2 separate regions of the Homo sapiens genome follow, and region 2 is linked to region 1. A link is a loop called in an ENCODE intact Hi-C map of the cell type or tissue named here. Cell type or tissue: PC-3. All regions are shown on one strand. Each heading gives the region's core, and the rest is flanking DNA. Links, peaks and the distances in the headings are about the cores only.

What was found. A loop is a pair of places that touch in the nucleus more often than their neighbours do. Peaks named below come from ENCODE experiments on the same cell type or tissue, not always from the same donor. Only the 100,000 strongest peaks of a DNase experiment are listed, where the experiment ranks them.
Region 2: a loop joins it to region 1, with 2.4 times the contacts of the local background. A loop is called at or near these places in 2 of 110 quality-filtered maps.

What each region holds. Positions count from the first base shown.
Region 1 is chr2:9,895,075-9,900,461 of GRCh38, reverse strand. The region is part of intron 8 of TAF1B (TATA-box binding protein associated factor, RNA polymerase I subunit B); the gene reads right to left. Among named protein-coding and RNA genes, the nearest start is that of GRHL1, 54 kb to the left of the region's middle. In PC-3, for the core only: no CTCF peak of the experiment used is centred there; a DNase peak (open chromatin) is centred at 2,891; H3K27ac peaks cover 1,082 bases.
Region 2 is chr2:9,973,492-9,978,878 of GRCh38, reverse strand. The region is part of intron 8 of GRHL1 (grainyhead like transcription factor 1); the gene reads right to left. Among named protein-coding and RNA genes, the nearest start is that of GRHL1, 24 kb to the right of the region's middle. In PC-3, for the core only: no CTCF peak of the experiment used is centred there; DNase peaks (open chromatin) are centred at 2,748 and 3,358; H3K4me3 peaks cover 267 bases; H3K27ac peaks cover 2,462 bases.

The DNA of each region.
Region 1 (5,387 bases), core at 222-5,221:
TGGGCTCAAGTGATCCTCCTGCCTCAGCCTTCTGGGTAGGCTGAGACTATAGGCATGCACCACCACACCCAGCTAATTTTTTGTATTTTTTGTAGAGATGGAGTTTTGTCATATTGCCCAGGCTGGTCTTGAACTCCTAGGGTCATGCAATTTGCCTGCCTTGGCCTCCCAAAGTGTTGGGATTGCAGGCATGAGCCACTGCATGCAGCCCAGGGTAAGATTACAAAATGAAAATCTGGTATGTCATTCCCCTACTAAAATCCCTCTAATAGTTTACACTGCTCTTAGGCTAAGCTCCTGCCTGTCTGAGAGCTTTTGTACAAACTGGATTAGGAATATAGTTTCATCTCCTGAATTTTGACCTAACATTATGTTTTGTGAGAATTTTCTAATGCCACGAGATAGCCTGTGAGAACATTATTTTGAGTGACTGGAAAACATTCTTCTTTATGAATCCATCATTTCCTTATTACTGGATATTTATGTTAGATACACATATCATGCATCATATTAAGCAGCTAAGAAAACGTGCTTTGATAGGCTGTTTTATGATTTAGGAAAATATTCATAGTACAATGCTCAATTTTTAAAATGCAGGAGACAAATTTGTATACATGCTTCAATCCTAATTTTGCAAATATGTTTATGCACATTAAACAAGACAATCAAAAATAGCAAATGTTAATGGCATTCATGAGAAATCAGACTGTGATTTTCATCTCCTTCTTTGTACTTCTCATTATTTTCTACATTCCTTCTAATTCTGAATACATTACTTTTGTAATAAGAAAAAAACATTCAAAAATATATTGTGGTTGTCTAAAAAATTAAATATAGACTTACTATATGATCCACTAATTGCACTTCTGGAACTGAAAGCAGGGATGCGAACAAATATTTGTATACCAATGTTCCTACTGGCACTGCTCACAATAGCCAAAAGGTAGAAACGACCCAAATGTACACCAATGAATGGATGAACAAAATGTGGTATGTATGTATGTAAATGTATATATATTTTATATAAGACAAAGCTGGATATTAGCAAGTAGTATATATAGATTTTGAATGTTTTATATATATCATAGAATATTATCCAGCCTGAAAAGGAATGAAATTCTGACACGAACTACAATATAGGTGATCCTTAAAGATATTATGCTAAGTGAAGTAAGCCAGACGCCAGACACAAAAAGTCAAATGTTGTATGATTCCACACGTATGAGATACCTAAAGAAGTCAAATTCCTAGAGACAGAAAGTAGAATGGTGTTTACCAGAGGCTGGAACAAGTGGGGAATGGGAAGTTGGTGTTTAATGGGTATGAGTTTCAACGTGGGAAGATGAAAAAATTCTAGAGATGGATGGTGGTGATGGATGCACAAAAATATAAATACACTTAATACCACTGAGCTGCACACTTACAAATGGCTAAAATGGTAACTTTTATGTATATTTTGCCACCAAAAAAAGTATAAAATGGAACCTAAGTTCTCAGACAAGGTGGCAGGAGAAAAAAAAAAAGAAAAAAGGAATGTAAGTAATGTCTGTCTAAAGGAAAAAAAAAACACATGTTAAAGAGGTCATAATTAGAAGTGTAATAAAGCTGGAAATTTAAAAAATTCAGCATATATGAAATCTACAGACATTCAAAATCTATACCACTTGCTAATATCTACTTTTATCTTACACGAAACCTCTTATAAATACACTTTTGGGGGAAATACGGAGTTATTAAACTATAATTATTAAAAATGTAACACCAAGATATGTGTCTACATTTCCCAGAATAAGAAGCCTGCCAGAATCTTCTCCATTAGATACACTGTACTCTGTCAATGACTTACAGAGAGAGGAAGGATACTTCTATCTTTTCAGCCTTGATTTTCACTGTTTTCATATATGTTAAACTCACAGACCAGTTTCTCAATAGATATAGTTCCCAAACAGTTTTAAACAGAATCCTGTTTAAAACAACACATACTTAATAAGGTATAACAGCATTTTGTTTTATACTGACCCTTTGGTTATCTGCTAATTCTACCTCAAATCTTCTGTGGAACAAGGTGGAATAACAAAAGACAGACATAGAGATAAGGCTTATATAATGCACTGCTCAAAGCGTAATCTCCATCAGAATCACTTGCAAGATGCTTACGAAAAACATCTTCTTAGAGCCCACACTATACTTAACTGAATCAATTTCTGACACTGGGTCTAAGAATCTGCAGTTTAAACAAGCTCTCCAGGATATTCTTATGCATACTAAAGCCTGAGAGCCTCTAGAGATTAATGAAATTGCTATGGATCCCCAGAAAACAGAATATGCCGGTTGTAGGAAACAAAAAATAAAATGCAGAGGCTACTTTTCTTGTAGACAGGAGGAAGTGCTCAGATAGTTTTACTCTCCAAGTTTGGAAAGAGAAGCACACATACACATTCCAGTGAGGCTGAGATGATGGTAGCTGGGGGCGGGGTGGGGGGTTGGGGGAAGTGGGCCAGGAACACAAGAAAACACCAGCTGGCTTCTCTCCCTCATGCTGTCTGGGAGGGAAGAGTAGAAATGAGGGAACCTGATCATTATGTTCACTTCAACTTCCCTCAAGTAGATTTGAAACCTGTCAGGTTATTATTCTAATAAAGATTGTACAAAAAATCCCAAGCATTACATGTGGCCTACAGAGTAAGAAGGTGAACAAATCTAGAGTCAGGTTTGAAGATTCTGGGCAGATCAAAACAATCCAATAAGGCCCTCATTTGAAGGTGCTTAAGAAGTGACTGACAGCTCTGGACGAGTCTTTTTCTTCCTTCAACCAAAAGAAACCCAGTTTCACAAAGGGTGTAAGATTGCTCCAAGCAAAATGAATCATCCTGGCTAAGTGCCACGCAGTGGGTTTGGCTGACCCAGTATTACATCTTTTCTTTTTACTCATTCAGGGAGAAGATCAGAATGCTGTTGATCAACATTCAAAATATTGGAGATGTACTTCAGAACAAATTTCCAGTTTCCTCTTTATCCCTTCTTGCTGCGTCTAGTGAGGGATGATGAAATGACTAATTCTTGAGAGGACTGAGAAACACTGCCAAGGACTGTGGTAGAATAGTATCTATGTTACATATTATCTATTTTTAAACTGATCTGTAGGTTTAAAATATATCAAGAAAATCAAGGCTGAAAAGATAGAAGTAGCCCTATTTTAAGTCACTGACAGAATAAATTGTATCTAATACAGACAAGTATATCTAGACCCAATACTTTGGTTCAATCAGTGATCTGATTATTTGGTATGCTGTGAAGAGATGGTGCCCCTGAAAGGTACTAGATTTTCAGTTTATTCTACCAGGTAAACTGAAAGATTTTTGCTAGAAGTAAATAGGGCTTCAAGTCAGCACCATACTCCAGAAAGTTGAGTCACAAATGAAGCAGCAGAAGAGGCAGAGGCAGAAAAAGGAGAAGAGGGTTATCTCCAAATTAATTTAAGTAAATGAAATGAACTGGCTATCTACTTGGGCTCAGGAATCACAACTCAGAAAAAGGAGATGGCTGGAAAGACTAAAATTTAATTTGCACACCTATCTCCTCTCCTGAGCTCTGCTCTGCTCTTAAGTCAGGATAATGGCAGGAAGACTCAGACTCTCATGGCCTGCTTAGAAAAAGAAAAACCACATCAACACTCTCTGTATTCCATGTCCCTCTGCTTTAAGTGAGTTTTGCCAGATTTGTTGTTATTAAGACAGAGGGGCCACTGAAATACTAACAGAACAACTTAATGGAAAGAAAGCTCAGCTGGGATAAAGGTTTGAAAAGGGTTTTTAAAGCTTTTTTTTTTTTTTTTTTTTTTGGTTTTTAGATGTGCTCTCAACTTTCTGGAATAACAAAAATAAAACAAAACCAAACACAGAAGGAAAACAGTCCCCAGCAGCCCACACACAAAACTCCACTGGCATATCTTCATCGCCATCTCCTAGCACAATTGCACCTTTTGTCATTTCTGGTGGAGGTACAGCTGCTGAAGAAGCCAAGACTTAGCGGAGAAAGCTAAGGCATGGAAGGGGGGAAGAAAATGCTTCCTTTGTTAATGAAAAGCCGTTTCCATTTAAAAGTTTCAACATACTATAGAATAGTGAATGCACTTTTGTGAGCAATAGCAAAAAGCACACAATGAAGAAAAGCTGCCTGTCAATTAAATCAACAGTCATCTGAAGGCAACACAAACCTCCTCTTCTTGAAAAAAGAGGGAAGGAAGGGAGGGAAGCAGGGAGGGAGTGTGGACATTTACTACACTTGGCTGAGGATGTGTCTAAAAGGAATAATAAATGTGACATACAGGGCTTCTCGAGTGATACAGGTCCATTTCATTACAATAGTAAGAAATCACAAGTTTAACATGTTTTTTAAAAGACCACAAAGCTACAATAAATTGTTCCAGCATGCATTAAAAACGGAGTGCTTGGGAAAGCATTTTATTGAATTTCACAAATATTACAGCGAGTTTACTTTCCTTCGTGAAGCAATACTTTAAGACAGGTAAGGACAGGCTAGAGTTTCTGTTACACAACAGCAGGCTCCTGTGATAAACCTGATTACAATACCCTGTCAGAGGCAAACTTCCTGCTCAGCTATTTAAAAAAAAAAAAAAAAAAAAAAAGAGTGCAGTGCCTCACCCTTACTTATTCTTATTGTTGTTTTGAGGCAGATTCAACTGAGAAAAAGCTAATGCAAAGTGCACCTGTTAAACCAAACTGTTATCAAGACTCTCCATAACAAAGGAGAATTAACAAGGAATAAAACTATCAGAAGTAATGACAAAGCACTGTAATTATTTATGGAAAAAGAATAAAATGAATTCCACATGTATCATGATGCATAAATAGTTCACCTTGCATTTTTAATCTGCTAGACTTTTCTTAATGACAGTAAACCTACCATGTAGTAGAAAAAATACTTTTTTTTTTTCTTTTGAGACAGGGTCTCACTCTGTCGCCCAGGCTGTAGTGCAGTGGCACAATCACAGCTCACTGCGGCTTCCACTTTCTGGGCTCAGGTGATCCTCCCACCTCAGCCTCCTGAGTAGCTGGGACCACAGGCAGGTGCCGCCACGCCCGGCTAATTTTTGTGTTTTTTTGTAGAGCCAGAGTTTCACCATGTTGCCCAGGCTGGTCTCAAACTCTGGGGCTTAAGGGATACTCCCGCCTCAGCTTCCCAAAGTGCTGGGATTACAGGCGTAAGCCACCATGCCTAACCACAAAAAATTTTTTTTGTGTTCAAAATCTAGTCTTCTGGGAGTTTGTGGTGAACACATTGCTTTATGTGAAATATAGTCTTGGCCCTGAGGATGAGGCCTTTTTAGAAACGCGTTGTCAACTTGTACAGACAAACACAAACCT
Region 2 (5,387 bases), core at 198-5,197, 78 kb before region 1:
GCTGGGATTACAGGTGCCCGTCACCACACATGGCTAATCTTTGTATTTTTAGTAGAGACGGGGCGTCACCATGTTGGCCAGGCTGGTCTCAAACTCCTGACCTCAGGTGATCCATCTGCCTCGGCCTCCCAAAGTGCTGGGATTACAGGCATGAGCCACCATGCCCGGCTGGTTTCCTTTTTAAAGACCTGATTTTCAAACTAAAATAGAGTAAGTTCATAAGACCAAGTGAGATGTCACAGGTGCTCATCGAGGCAGCATCATCTCAGTGCTTGGGAAAATGAAAGAGCCTAGCTAGGAAAAACCACTAATAGCCTTCAATGGTTCTCTGCAGTGTGAAGGCAGGAATCCAAATTCTCAAGGCCTTCCAAAATCCAGCTCCAAATGTCCATTCTCGTTCACATCTCCTTTACAGGCACTTCCAAACTCTGGGGATCTTCATTTTCTCTGCCCCTGAATTTTAAAATACCCTTTCCTCCATCGTCTACTGACATACATTTCCCTTATGGATAAAGATCCAGCACCAACGGATACACCCTTTCTCATCACCATCCCCTCATCTGCCCAAAGGGAATCCCTCACACTCTCAGCTGTGTCCACTGCACTCTATGTACAGCTCCCTTTTACCACTTACCAAGTTGGACTAAGTAGCTTTTTCCTTCCCTCAAACTCCCTGTGAGGACAGATGATATGGTTTGGCTGTGTCCCCACCCAAATCTCATCTTGAATTGTAGCTCCCATAACTCCCACGTGTTGAGGGAGGGACCCTGTGGGAGATAACTGAATCATGGGGGCGATTTCCCCCATACTGTTCTCGTGGTAGTGAATAAGTCCCATGAGATCTGATGGTTTTATAAGGGGTTTCCCCTTTTGCTTGGCTCTCATTCTCTCTCGCCGGCCGCCATGGAGGACGTGGCTTTCGCCTTCCGCCATGATTTTGAGGCCTCCCCAGCCACATGGAACTGTGAGTCCATTAAATCTCTTTTTATTTATAAATTACCCAGTCTCGGGTATGTCTTTATCAGCAGCATGAAAATGGACTAATACACCAGACTATGAGATTCTTTAGGGAAATGGCCACTTCTCTATACTCTCATTGCCTCGGTCAAGGTCATCACCTGGATCAAGGACACGGAGGGCGGAGTGAGAACCTTAACATTCACCTCTGTTTAACTCCTGTCCCTGTAACACTGCAGTTAGTAAGTTCCCTAGGTCCCTTGAAGGCAGGGATGTTGTTCATTTTAAAAATTTATTCCAGCTGGATGTGGTGGCTCATGCCTGTTAATCCCAGCACTTTGGGAGGCCGAGGCGGGCGGATCACTTGAGGCCAGGAATTTGAGACCAGCCTGGCCAACATGGTGAAACCCTGTCTCTAACAAAAATATAAAAACTTAGCTGAGTGAGGTGGCGCATGCCTGTAATCCCAGTTAGTCGGGAGGCTGAGGCACGAGAATTGCTTGATCCCCGGAGGCGGAGGTTGCAGTGAGCTGAGATCATGCCACTGCACTCCAGCCTGAGTGACAGAGCAAGACTTCGTCTGAAAAAAAAAATTTCTTCCAGTGTTTATTATTATCTGTTATTAAATGGTACTGAATTAAATACTAGTAATGAGAGACAGAAAAACGATGGGCATACAAAATCTACATACTGTCTCCAAATCTTATTTCAACAAGTTTCAAATCCTCATAAAACTTATAAATACATAACAGTGCCCCCACCAAATAAACACAAACAATAAAAAGAGCTAATATAAAGTTACAGAAATTAAACATTTTCTTCCAACCTCTAGTAGAGGACCCCCTAAACAATAAAATGGCTACAAATCAGGCAATGAAATGAAAAAGAGACAGATTGCTTAATATTAGGCAATTGCCAAATATTAGTGTCACTTCAGAATCTTAATAATGTATTCCTAAACATTTGCAGTAGCTTACCACAGTCTATGTGAAAAAGACAACATTCCTTAGCATTCAAGCTATTTATGTGACTCCAATCCACCTTTCCAGCCATACTTTGTACCCCACCTGTAACAGTATTTCCCAAATGTGAATACTACACACATCCTCTTTAAAAGGCAAAAGTTGCTTCACCCCTAAAAATATACCCAGATCTGAGTCTGAGAAATGCCACTCTATTCAAATGACTGCAAAACGTCTGATCACCCAGCACCCCAAGACCTCATGTGGCCTTTATCTGGCCTCAACCCCAAACCTAAGCGCACACCCTGGCACTGACGTCTCCTGGCAGCATTTGACTCTGGTGGCATGCAGGATACGCTTCTGACTAAAAAGTCTCATCACTGACTTGAAAACACATTACACAGCCTCAAAGAACCTCCAACCCCAAGACCCTTGGGGTCACAACATTACACAGCCTCAACGAACCTCCAACCCCAAGACCCTTGGTCCACAGACCCCATGGATTGGAGACAAGCTCCTTGCGAGGGCACCCCAGGGCCTTCCTCTGCAGTCCCCACCACTCCTGGCTCAGAAGACATCAAAGGTCACAGCTCATTCTGGGTTCTGCATGCCAGCCTGGTTCCCACTATCCTTTAGGAACCCCCACCACCACCCCCGCCGAGGGTCACTTGAGAAGTGTGACGAATCTTCCTATTCCAAGTGAGGTTCCCTTCCTTCGTGTCACCTGCAACCCTACGCTTACTAGAGTGCAATCCTCCCACTGAGTTCTGAGTTTTGGGTCATGGATTACTCATCTTTCCATTCCAAGAGCATCTTGGCAGTGCCTGGCCAATAAGAAATACACGTTTCCTGGACGAATGACTCACTTTCCTGAACTCCAGCCAAATAAAACTACATGCTGCTGTGGTATTTGTGCTACTTTTATACCATTCTTTGACCCTCAAAAACACCTATGAAATTGGTACTATTTTGGACCCATTTTACAGATGAGGAAACCAAGACTTAGAGGTTAGGTAACTTGTCCAAATCCACAAGTTATTTGTGTTTATTATTTTTTGTTTTTTTGTTTTTTGAGACAGAGTTTTTTTTCTTGTTGCCCAGGCTGGAATGCAATGGTGCAATCTCGGCTCACTGCAACCTCCAACTCCTGGGTTCAAGCGATTTTCCTGCCTCAGTCTCCCAAGTAGCTGAGATTACAGGCACGCATCACCACACTCAGATAATTTTTTTTTTTTTTTGTATTTACTAGAGACGGAGTTTCACCACGTTGGTCAGGCTGGTCTCGAACTCCTGATCTCAGGTGATACACCCGTCTCGGCCTCCCAAAGCGCTGGGATTACCGGCAAGAGCCACCGCGCCCGGCCTGTGTTTATATCTTTCTTTTAAGCTGACTTGAACTCCTAGGTCATCTGGGTAGAATCCAAAATGCCAAGCAGTATTTTACACATACTGAACAGTAAATATTTGCTGAATACTTAAGTTGACTATTTATATCCCCTGAATCATTTCAGAAAAGATTATGGTATTTAGAGACTGCCTGAGATACACTGAGATATACAAGGTAAGTGCCAGGGTAGAGATAAACCCACCTCACAGGCTATGACCTGGTTTTCTATTGTGTGTATTCACTTTTAGTTTTCAATTGCTATCTCCAGTGACTATCTTTCTGTTACAGAAGCTGCAGGTACCTAACAATTTTTATTTGACAAATACAGGTTTATCCCTTCAATGGTGCATTTACAGATGTGGTAATGTCTGTGACTTCAGACTCCTCTGTGACTTAGGGCTGCAGAAGACAAGTCTGCAGCTGTTGCTTCTGTACTACACAGGCCTTAGAAGGTGAAAGCACCTCCTCGGACTAAGCTGTTCCAGCTGCCCCTTTTCCACTTACATTCACAACAGCGACTCTATGAGGGGAAAGATAAGGAAAAAGAAATACGACCCAATCAAACATCTTTTGCAAAAATATTCTGCAGCTCCAGCAAAGACTTTGGGGATTCCCTCAGCTGAAAGTCCACTTCCCTGGAAATCTTAAGAGCATGTTTTTACCCTCACTTACAATATGGACCAGAATACACAGTGTAATCTCCTCTGAGGTCAGGCTTTATGCTTCAGTCATTTTCTTATTCCTCTGCAGTGCTTACATAGAGAAGTGCAACGAACAATTCGCTCAATGAATGAATGTATAGTTCGGGAAGCTGACTCCCTGCAACATGACTTCCTAAGCCAGTTCTTCCACAGGGTAGCAACAGAGTGATCACCTTGCATAGAATTTCCTGGATGTTAGAAAACAGTCAAATTGGTCAATAATGAGACAGAGAAAATAAAAACTTTGAGGAAGTGTTTTGCTTTTGTGAATCAGAGGGTGATCCACAGCAGGCTTCTGGAAGCACCAGCCCGTAGAGCTGAGTGCCTGCTGGCCCACATCAGTATCGCCTGCTGTCATGTGTGTATTATCACGCCCAACTCAAAAGCTTCAAGTGAGTTCCAACTGCCTGGTAAATATATCAAGAAAATATCTGCTAGAAGGAAGAAAAGAAAAAAGTAATGTAGGTGGATTTAACTGTGGAAGATGCTTCAGAAAGTTGGTCACCGAAAAAAGTTTTACATTCCCAAAATGCACTTATCCTCACTGCCTACCCTAAAAACATTCACCTTTCACGAGAATATCACAAAGCACGTAGTCTCTGGCTTTCAATATCTTTGAACTCAAGAGACAGTGTCAAGCTGTGATTGAGCCTCAGGCTTTGAAGATATAGATGGCAAAAGACACACAGTTAAACAGGTGACAAAGCCAAGGCCAGGACCCAAGTCTCCTGACTCCAACCTCAAGGCTCTTTTCTCAAAACCACACTGCCACAGTGACGGATAGAGAGCCAGAGAAGCACCTTGTGGAAAAATTGTTTGGTGAAGTAGATGAACTTAGAGAAAAGGGCGAACCCCAAACGGTTCTGAGCAGGTTGTTTTTTGGTCATGAGGCATGAAATTAAAGGTCTCTACATTTCGAACCAAATAGCTAGGCTGTTCCAAACTTCCTGTTTGACTTCACATAAGTCATGAGTCCAGCTGGTGATGTGGCTCCATGAGACAGTAGCAGCGGTCGTGGACACAGGCCCAGTTGCCTCTGGGAGTCTTTATCATTTTAACCCATCTTAGTATTTATTTAAATTCAACTTAGTCAAATTCCGACATATCATTTCAGAAAGTAACCTATCTACTAAATTGAATGTAGAAACCCTAGGGAAATTTCTAATTTAATTCTCTAAATCAGTCAAAAAGATTGCTCTAAGACAGTTCATAGAAATCTAACAATCAAAATTAAAATGTGAGGTCCATAATGTAGTTTATTCTAACTCCGAATCCAACAGCACTAAAGAGAATGAAATCACCATTTTCTAAGACATTTATATACAGTTATAGAATTCAACTGAAGTCAGTAGAGTGGGAAATAGTTTAAACTAACAAATC